2 separate regions of the Homo sapiens genome follow, and region 1 is linked to region 2. Evidence: chromatin loops called from intact Hi-C (ENCODE). Cell type or tissue: dorsolateral prefrontal cortex. All regions are shown on one strand. Each heading gives the region's core, and the rest is flanking DNA. Links, peaks and the distances in the headings are about the cores only. Region 1 overlaps MTCH2 (mitochondrial carrier 2). Region 2 has its middle 4.8 kb from the start of RAPSN.

Evidence for each region. A loop is a pair of places that touch in the nucleus more often than their neighbours do. Peaks named below come from ENCODE experiments on the same cell type or tissue, not always from the same donor. Only the 100,000 strongest peaks of a DNase experiment are listed, where the experiment ranks them.
Region 1: a loop joins it to region 2, with 4 times the contacts of the local background. A loop is called at or near these places in 7 of 110 quality-filtered maps.

What each region holds. Positions count from the first base shown.
Region 1 is chr11:47,615,239-47,619,629 of GRCh38, forward strand. It overlaps MTCH2 (mitochondrial carrier 2), which reads right to left. Exons shown (of 13, transcript NM_014342.4): 13 at 2,079-3,681. The coding sequence ends at 3,595. Among named protein-coding and RNA genes, the nearest start is that of C1QTNF4, 23 kb to the left of the region's middle. RefSeq lists a silencer at 2,315-2,374. In dorsolateral prefrontal cortex, for the core only: CTCF peaks have their summits at 2,001 (motif pointing left), 2,205, 3,608 and 3,807; a DNase peak (open chromatin) is centred at 1,963; H3K27ac peaks cover 2,310 bases.
Region 2 is chr11:47,451,739-47,456,129 of GRCh38, forward strand. No RefSeq gene overlaps it. Among named protein-coding and RNA genes, the nearest start is that of RAPSN, 4.8 kb to the left of the region's middle. RefSeq lists an enhancer at 3,675-4,174. In dorsolateral prefrontal cortex, for the core only: a CTCF peak has its summit at 2,652 (motif pointing left); a DNase peak (open chromatin) is centred at 2,663; H3K4me3 peaks cover 752 bases.

The DNA of each region.
Region 1 (4,391 bases), core at 313-4,312, 160 kb after region 2:
ATATTATCCAAGCAGGCTGTTTTAGTTGGCCTGTTTTAAAGGACTAAATATATATTTTTCCCCCACAGATTTTCAAATCAGAGAGAAGTAATGCTCCTGCTGTATAAAACATGAACTTGGTGTTGGATGTAGTTTTTGTCAGTTAGTTTGTACTATCATTACATGCTCTGAAGGAGGGAGAGTTTGAAGGCACAGCCCTCTCACCCAGTTGGGACTCTCAGTGACTTCACAAAGAGATGGCACTAGAACTGAATCTGACAGTACAGAAACATGTCACTGGCAAGAGGGGGAGGACATTTCTAGAATAGGAAATTATAGTTAAGTCAAGGTATGCTGAGGTAACAGAGATGATGGAATATAGGGCTTATGTTGAATGTTTCTTTCATCCTAAGGTTGCTTTTTTTTTTTTTTGAGACAGAGTTTCACTCTTGTTGACCAGGCGGGAGTGCAGTGGGGCAATCTCAGCTCACTGCAACCTCCACCTTCCGATTTCAAGCGATTCTCCTGCCTCAGCCTCCTGAGTAGCTGGGATTACAGGTGCCCGCCACCACGCCTAATTTTTGTATTAGTAGAGACAGGGTTTCACCATGTTGGTCAGGCTGGTCTCAAATTCCTGACCTCATGATCCACCCGCCTCGGCCTCCCAAATTGCTGGGATTACTAAGGTTGCTTTTTTACCCTAGTATTTTTATAATGATCCCCCAAAGTTCCAGGAAACCCATACCTTCTTTATTTTTAAGATGCAGTTTCACTCTTGTTGCCTAGGCTGGAGTGCAATGGCACGATCTCAGCTTACCGCAACCTCCGCTTCCTGGGTTCAAGCGATTCTCATGCCTCAGCCTCCCAAGTAGCTGGGATTACAGGCATGTGCCACCACGCCCAGCTAATTTTCCTCCCTTTATTTCTTTAAAAAATAGAGACAGGGTTTTACCATGTTGCCCGGGCTGGTCTTGAGCTCCTGGACTCAAGTGATCCACTGCCCCCAGCCCACCCCACACTCTTCTTAAGTCAAGGTTTCAATGGTCACCACATACTCTAGAGGAACAGTTTGTGGCAACTTAGCTTGGTACCACAAAGGAAAACCAGTTTCACAAGTGGCTTACTAGAGAACCCCTACTTTTCTTTTTCTTTTTTTTAAGAGACAGAGTCTCACTCTGTCACCCAGTGGCACAATCTTGGGTCACTGCAACCTCCAGCTCCCAGGTTCAAGCGATTCTCCTGCCTCAGCCTCCTGAACTACAGGTGCGTGCCACCATGCCCGACTAATTTTTTTGTATTTTTAGTAGATATATTGGCCAGGCTGGTCTCCAACTCTTGGCCTCAAGTGATCCACCTGCCTCAGCCTCCCAAAGTGTTAGGATTACAGGTATGGGCCACCACAACCAGCCTAAGTTCATATTACTTACTGAGTTCATTATTTCTTGCATGTGTTTCTTTTTTTTTCTTTTTTTTTTTTTTAAGAGATGGGAGTTTCACTCTTGTTGCCCAGGCTGGAGTGCAATGGCGTGATCTCAGTTCATTGCAACCTCCACCTCCTGGGTTTCAAGAGATTCTCCTGCCTCAGCCTCCCGCATAGCTGGGATTACAGGCATGTGCCACCATGCCCGGCTAATTTTGTTATTTTTAGTAGAGACAGGGTTTCTTCATGTTGGTCAGGATGGTCTCGAATTCTCGACCTCAGGTGAACCACCTGCCTCGGCCTCCCAAAGTGCTGTGATTGCAGGCATGAGCCATTGCGCCCGGTCGCATGTGTTTCTTAATGGCACCTACCTGCATTTCCTAGCCCCTGAATATCTTTAGACTTTTATGTTAGTAGCTTATAGTAAGATATTATGGAGGATCATAGGTATAGGACTCTGACTAGACCTCTAGCTTGGATGCAGCAAGACTGAAACAGCTGGACTAGTATTTTGAGCAATCCTAGGCCTTGGAGAAATTTCTCAGCCACCCAACTTGCACAGGAAAAACTGAAGCCTTGGCGTCCTCTGGTGGTAGACTGGTTATCAGAGTCAGACATGCTTCTCAACTAGGAATAGGCAAGCATGAAAGTTCACAGAAGCCACAGGATAAACATGGCACATTTTCCCAGATCATCTTTACTTAAAGATTTTTTGGGAGAAAAAGGTAGGCAGCAAACATTTTTATATTAAAACAAATGCAGATAGTAATATTGAAATAGTATATAAAATTGACATTACTTTTTGAGACAAAGGAAGAGACATCAAAGACATTTTAAGCCGAGCTCCTCATGAGCTTCCTAAACCCCAGGGGAGGGAAGAGACCCCTGCATTCTCGTTCTGTCTAATATTATCAGTGGGGCTGTTTTGACAGAGAAGTCTCAGAAGCAGCGAATTAAGTGCTTACTCATTTGGCAATGTCCCAGTGAGTTATATAAATAAGTGAAACCACAGGCTTTCTCATTTTAGAGCATTTTAACCTGCTTTTTAGAAGGCCTGAGTAAACAGAAGCTTTATGCTTGAGTTGAATTTTATTTTCTCCCAAAGTGATTTTTTTCCTCCTATAAATGTTAACATGCTTAACTGAGGGTATGGCATGTGAGGTGGTCAGTGTCCTAAGACCCATGTCGACTTGGGTTGGCATTACCAGACATGGAGTTACAAATATACTTTCCAAGGCTGTCATCAGAAATGCAAAACTACTCACCTTCGGCAACAATAACAAAAAGGAAACAAAACAAAAAACTGAAGAACAAAAGATTATATATAATTAGAACTGTATGGTGTAATTTAAGCACTGGCAAATACTTGGCTCTTAAAGAAGGGGGTTACTCCTGCAGGATCTGCTTTTCATATTTTATGTGAAAACAAGAACTTCCTTTGAGGAAAAAAGTGCCATTATACTTCCTTTCCAAATCTTGCTTATTTTCTGTAATTGTCTTTTTCTTTGTTGTTGCTGACCCTTTATCTTATTTATTTTTTTTCAGGTAGCCTCTTGAACTAGAGTAGGCTCAGAGGCTCCCTGTAGGTGACATTTTATTACTTTGCAATAACAGACTGAAGGGGCAGATCCTCACACAGACTTTCTAGGGTAATGTAGCAATGTACTGTCCTTTTCTTGAAGTATGAGAGACAAGGTCAATGAAATGTGCTTAGAAGCATAATGGGAGTCAGATTCTGGTGCATGCTACTGACATTTTAGGGTCTACCCAAGAAAAAGTAATTCATAACCTCCCATATAGTTTAATTTAGTGATTTTGTTAAGTTTTACAAAATTATTTCTCATTTTTCTTGGAATTCTACTCTTCATTTTACAAAGCCTTAAATTGAGACTCAAAAATCACATGACAAAGTGCCTGTAGCTTCAGGAAAATACAACTTTTTTTCCCTTCTGGTTAAGTAAAATAAGAATTTGGAGCAAAAATATCCTAATTCAGAATAACTAAAGGGGGAGTATCAGTGGTAAGTTATGTTGTGCTGGAAAAAAGAACAAAAAAGGCAGACACCAAACACCTGAATTTTCCCAAGATTAAATGATTATTAAAAAAGCGCGCCACACTGTATAGAAATCAACATTCTCTCCCATAATTCTGTGCATCTGGGACTACAGAAATGTCACTGTCCCTGCCCCACATCTTCAAATTAACATTTTCAGGTCACAACAATAAGTCTTCCCAAAGGGGACCTTCCGGAAAAATAAGCTATTTCCTCGGCTCATATTCCCCTGGAAAACAAAACAAAACAAAACACAAATAATATCTAGCGAGATGAGATCAGCCAATCCAAATCAGCAGAGAGGTCCAATTGGGAGACGTGACTAAATCTAGGACAAAACTGGGACTATCACTACAGAACAAGGATTAGTATTCTCTGAAAGGCTGAGCTACTATGAACTAACTACAATTTCTCCTTATTAAGTTCTTACTCTGGGCAGACAGAACGCCCAGGTTGGATTCTGGCTTTGCCACTTTCCAGCTGGCTTAGCAAATGAGTCATGTAGAACAGTGCCTAACATTCAGTAAGTGCTAGCTTTCATTTATTTCTTTGTTTTTCTTTTTTGAGATGGAGTCTCGCTCTGTTGCCCAGGCTGTAGTGCAGTGGTGCAATCTCGGCTCACTGCAACCTCTGCCTCCCAGGTTCAAGCGATTCTCCTGCCTCAGCCTCCTAAGTAGCTGGGAAAGGAACGCGCCACCGTGCCTGGCTAATTTTTGTACTTTTAGTGGAGGTGGGGTTTCACCATATTGGCCAGGCTGGTCTCAAACTCCTGACCTCAAGTGATCCGCCTATCTTGGCCTCCCAAAAGTGCAGGGATTACGGGTGTGATCCACCATACCCGGCCTATTTATTTCTTAATGAAATGAAATCATGTTTCTAAGGACTACTTATAAAATCTTATAATCAAAGTAATAACAACCTGGACAACATAGTAAGACC
Region 2 (4,391 bases), core at 178-4,177:
GCCTGTAATCCCAGCACACTAGGAGGCTGAAGCAGGCAGATCACTTGAGCCCAGGAGTTGGAGACCAGCTTGGGAAACATAGCGAGACCCCATATCTACAAAAAATACAAAAAAAAAAAAAAATTAGCTGGGTGTGGTGGTGCACAGCTGTGGTCCCAGCTACTCGCGAGGCTGAGGCAGGAGAATCGCTTGAGCCTACAAGCTTGGACTGCAGTGAGCCGCAATCATGTCACTACACTCCAGCCTGGGTGACAGAGCGAGACCCTGTTTCAAAAAAATAAAAAATTCATGTACTAGGTTTTATGGGGACATGTTTTCATTTCTCTTAGGTATATGCTTGGAGCAGAAGTGTGAGTAATATGGCAACTGTTACATTCTGGTACCTGCCTACCTGTCTGCCCCAGGGCCTTTGCACCTCCTAATTCCTTCTCTGTTCACCACACCCACACTCTGCCTCGTAAGTCATAATTAGGATGAATCAGCATATTATCCTCTCATTGAATTACACTGCATTCTGATACAGGACTTATCTCTATAATTTTATTTTGAGACAGGGTCTCACTTTGTCGCCCAGGCTGGAGTGCAGTGGTACAATCTAGGCTCACTGAGGCCTCGACCTCCTGGGCTCAAGCCACCCTCCCACCTCAACCCTCGCAAGTAGCTGGCATTACAGGCAATGCCACCATGCCCAGCTAATTTTTATATTTTTAGTAGAGACGGGGTTTCACCATGTTGGCCAGGCTGGTTTTGAACTCCTGTGCTCAAGTGATCCGCTGGCCTGGGCATCCCAAAGTGCTGGGATTACAGGCGTGAGCCACCACGCCCAGCCTCTCTATAATTTTATATTAGTGAGGTTGTTTGCTGAATGTCTTTATTCTTCACTCAAATGAGGTCATATGGCTGGGCCCTAACCCAGGGCAGGACTTTGTCTCCTTCATTACTGACTGTATTCCCAGAGCAAGGCCCGGCACACTGTGGCCCCTCAATAAATGTCAAATATCGGTGAATGGGGAAGAAGCGGAGGAAAGACGGCTTCACCGGGAAATTCAGAGCAACTACACGGCCTGCTTCCTGAGAGCCCAACGGGTCAGAGGGGACGCTCTGGGGGTCAGAAGGCAAATGCCCCAGGCTCAACAGAGGCAGAGTGGGAGCAGGCTCTGGGACAGGTGGCTGGGCAAGGCCACCTGGACTCCCCAAAGGAGTGCTCCTAAGCCTGGGAAAGGGAGGGAGAGCTGGCTGGGGTCTTCTCTCATCTCAGGGAGGCCTGGGTTGATGCTGAGCTGCAGATGGGAGGGAAGCTGGGCCCACAGCGAAGGTGTGAAGGGCCAGCAGATTCTCCCCACTCCAAGGCCCAGACACTATTCACATTGAGTCTCTGGCAGGAAGGAATGGAGGAAGGGCGGCCTGCATCTACACCCCAACAGAGTTGGGGACCACAGCCTTCCTCTTTCCTGGGGAACTCAAATGACCTCAAAACTTGAAAACTTGATGGGATCAAGCTGTCCTTTCCCTGAGACAGGTCTTTGCTCATCTGACTTCAGTGATGGGAATATGCCCATACTCGCTTATTCTAGGTAGCAGAGTACCTTATGTTTCCTTGAAACATTTCATTTCTTCTTTATTATTATTTTTTTTTTTGAGATGGAGTTTTTCACTCTTGTCGCCCAGGCTGGAGTGCCCGTGGTGGTGAGAGGTGAAGCCAGCTGGACTTCCTGGGTGGAGTGGTGACTAGGAGAACTTTTCTGTAGCTAACTAGAGGTTTGTAAAATGCACCAATCAGTGCTCTGTAAAAACACACCAATCGGTGCTCCGTAGCTAGCTGGAGATTTGTAAAATGGACCAATCAGCACCCTGTAAAATGGACCAATCAGTGCTCTGTAAAATGGGCCAATCAGCAGGACATGGGTGGAGACAAATAAAGGAATAAAAGCTGCCTCCCCGACCAGCCCATCCCCACCCCAACAAGCCAGCAGCAGAAACCCGCTTAGGTTCCGTTCCACGCTGTGGGAGCTTTGTTCTTTTGCTCTCCACAATAAATCTTGCTGTTGCTCACTCTTTGGGTCTGCACCACCTTTAATAGCTGTAACACTCACCACAGAGGTTTACGGCTTCATTCTTGAAGTCAGCGGGACCACGAACCCACTAGAAGGAACCAACTGCGGACACAGTGGGATCTCGGCTCACTGCAACCTCTGCCTCCTGGGTTCAAGCAATTCTCCTGCCTCAGCCTCCCAAGAAGCTGGAATTACAGGCGAGCACCACTACACCTGGCTAAGTTTTGCAGTTTTAGTAGAGACGGGGTTCCACCATGTTGGCCAGGCTGGTCTCGAACTTTTGGCCTTAAGTGATCTGCCCGCCTCAGCCTCCCGTGAGCCACCATGCCCGGCCTCAAAAATTTCATTTCTGAGCACGTTTTCCAGAAATCAGCGACTGTAGTTAGGTTAAGGGCATGCTCCTCTATGGCAACGACTGTGGTTTACTTGTCTTTGTACTACTAGTAACTAACGGCACGGCCCCTGGCAAGGTAAGAGGAGACCAACAGAGAATCCTATTTAACATTCTAACATTTTCTGAGTTAAGCATTTCTTCCAGTTTACAAATGAGGAAACAGGCATGGAGAGGTAAGGTGACCTGCCCAAGACTACACTGCCATCTGCTGGTCCTAGACAGCTGGGACCAGAAGCAGTGTGGTTGTAGAGTCTCGTTCTTTTTTTTTTTTTTTTTGAGATGGAATCTAGCTCTGTTGCCGAGGCTGGAGTGCAGTGGCGCAATCCTGGCTCACTGCAACCTCCACCTCCCGGGTTCAAGCGATTCTCATGCCTCAGCCTCCTGAGTAGCTGGAATTATAGGTACGTGCCACCACTCTTGGCTTTTTTTTTTTTTTGTATTTTTAGTAGAGACGGGCTTTCATCATGTTGTCCAGGCTGGTCTCGAACTCCTGACCTCAGGTGATATGCCTGCCTCGGCTTCCCAAAGTGCTGGGATTACAGGTGTGAGCCAACACACCTGGCCAGGACTCCCATTCTTAACCATTATACTGTACTAGAAAGGAGGCGAGGACAAGGGAGATGGAGAAAGTGGAGAACAGAACAATAGTTTTCCGGAATTCATTGCGATCTTTACCTGAAGCACAGCAAAGTCACTGGGAACTTATCCAAAGCTGTAGCCTGGGTGGGCAGAAGGCATGTATTAAGGAGAGGGTAAAGAGTTAAGACTTGCTTACCAGTGCCCAGTAGATGAAAAGCCCTGGAAGGTGTTAGGGAACAGCCACAAAATGAAATGGTCTTTTCAGTGCCACTTAACCTCACAAGGTGGTGATACAGTCGGGGGATTCAGGGCTATCACCAGAGTGCCTGCTGGGCCAGGTACCAGCTGCACACCTCACATTTTAGATCCCTGTTTTATAATCAAAAGTAGAAAATTAAGTTTGGGCCTGAAGCAAGAGTCACAATCTGGCATGTGAGGACTAAATATTTCTGAGTTGGTTGGCAACATGTGTTATCTAGGAGATTTTACATAAAAATGTACATTTCCTTGCTTCTCTTGAAGAGTGGAAGCTTGGCCTGGTGCAGGGGCTCACTCCTGTAGTCCCAGCACTTTGGGAAGCTGAGGCGGGCAGATCACCTGAGCTCAAGAGTTCGAGACCAGCCTGGCCAATATGATGAAACTTTGTCTCCATGGAAAATACAAAAAATTAGCCAGGCATGGTGGCATGCACCTGTAGTCCCAGCTACTCAGGAGGCAGAGGCACGAGAATTGCTTGAACCTGGGAGGTGGAGGTGGCAGTGAGCCGAGATTGTGCCATTGCACTCCAGCCTGGGTGACAAGAGGAAAACTCTGTCTCAAAAAAAAAAAAAAAAAAAAAAAAAGTGGAAACTCACGCATGCTCAGACCTTGACTGCCTACCAACCACTCCAGTGGTCGGGGTCTGGCCCCAAGAGACCATGAATGTCTTACCAATTCATTCATTGGAACCATGCACCCCTGACTCCCTGTTCTCGCCTTGACACTGAAGCCAAATGCCACTTGTCTTATGCTGGCCTCCTTTCACATGAGTACATCACAGTTGCAGCCCCTGCTCCAGATGCATGACGAAATGTAACTGAAGGGGACAGTCCCAAGGTCCCTCTACCACGACTATCGGGATTCTTGGGAAGTCTCCCCATCTTACCAAGTTAGTTTCCCCAATTAAAAAGATATTGGCCGGGCGTGGTGGCTCACGCCTGTAATCCCAGCACTTTAAGAGGCTGAGGCAGGCGGATCACAAGGTCAAGAGATTGAGACCATCCTGCCCAACATGGTGACACCCTGTCTCTACTAAAAATACAAAAATTAGCTGGCGTGGTGGTGCGTGCCTGTAGTCCCAGCTACGTGGGAGGCTGAAGGAGGAG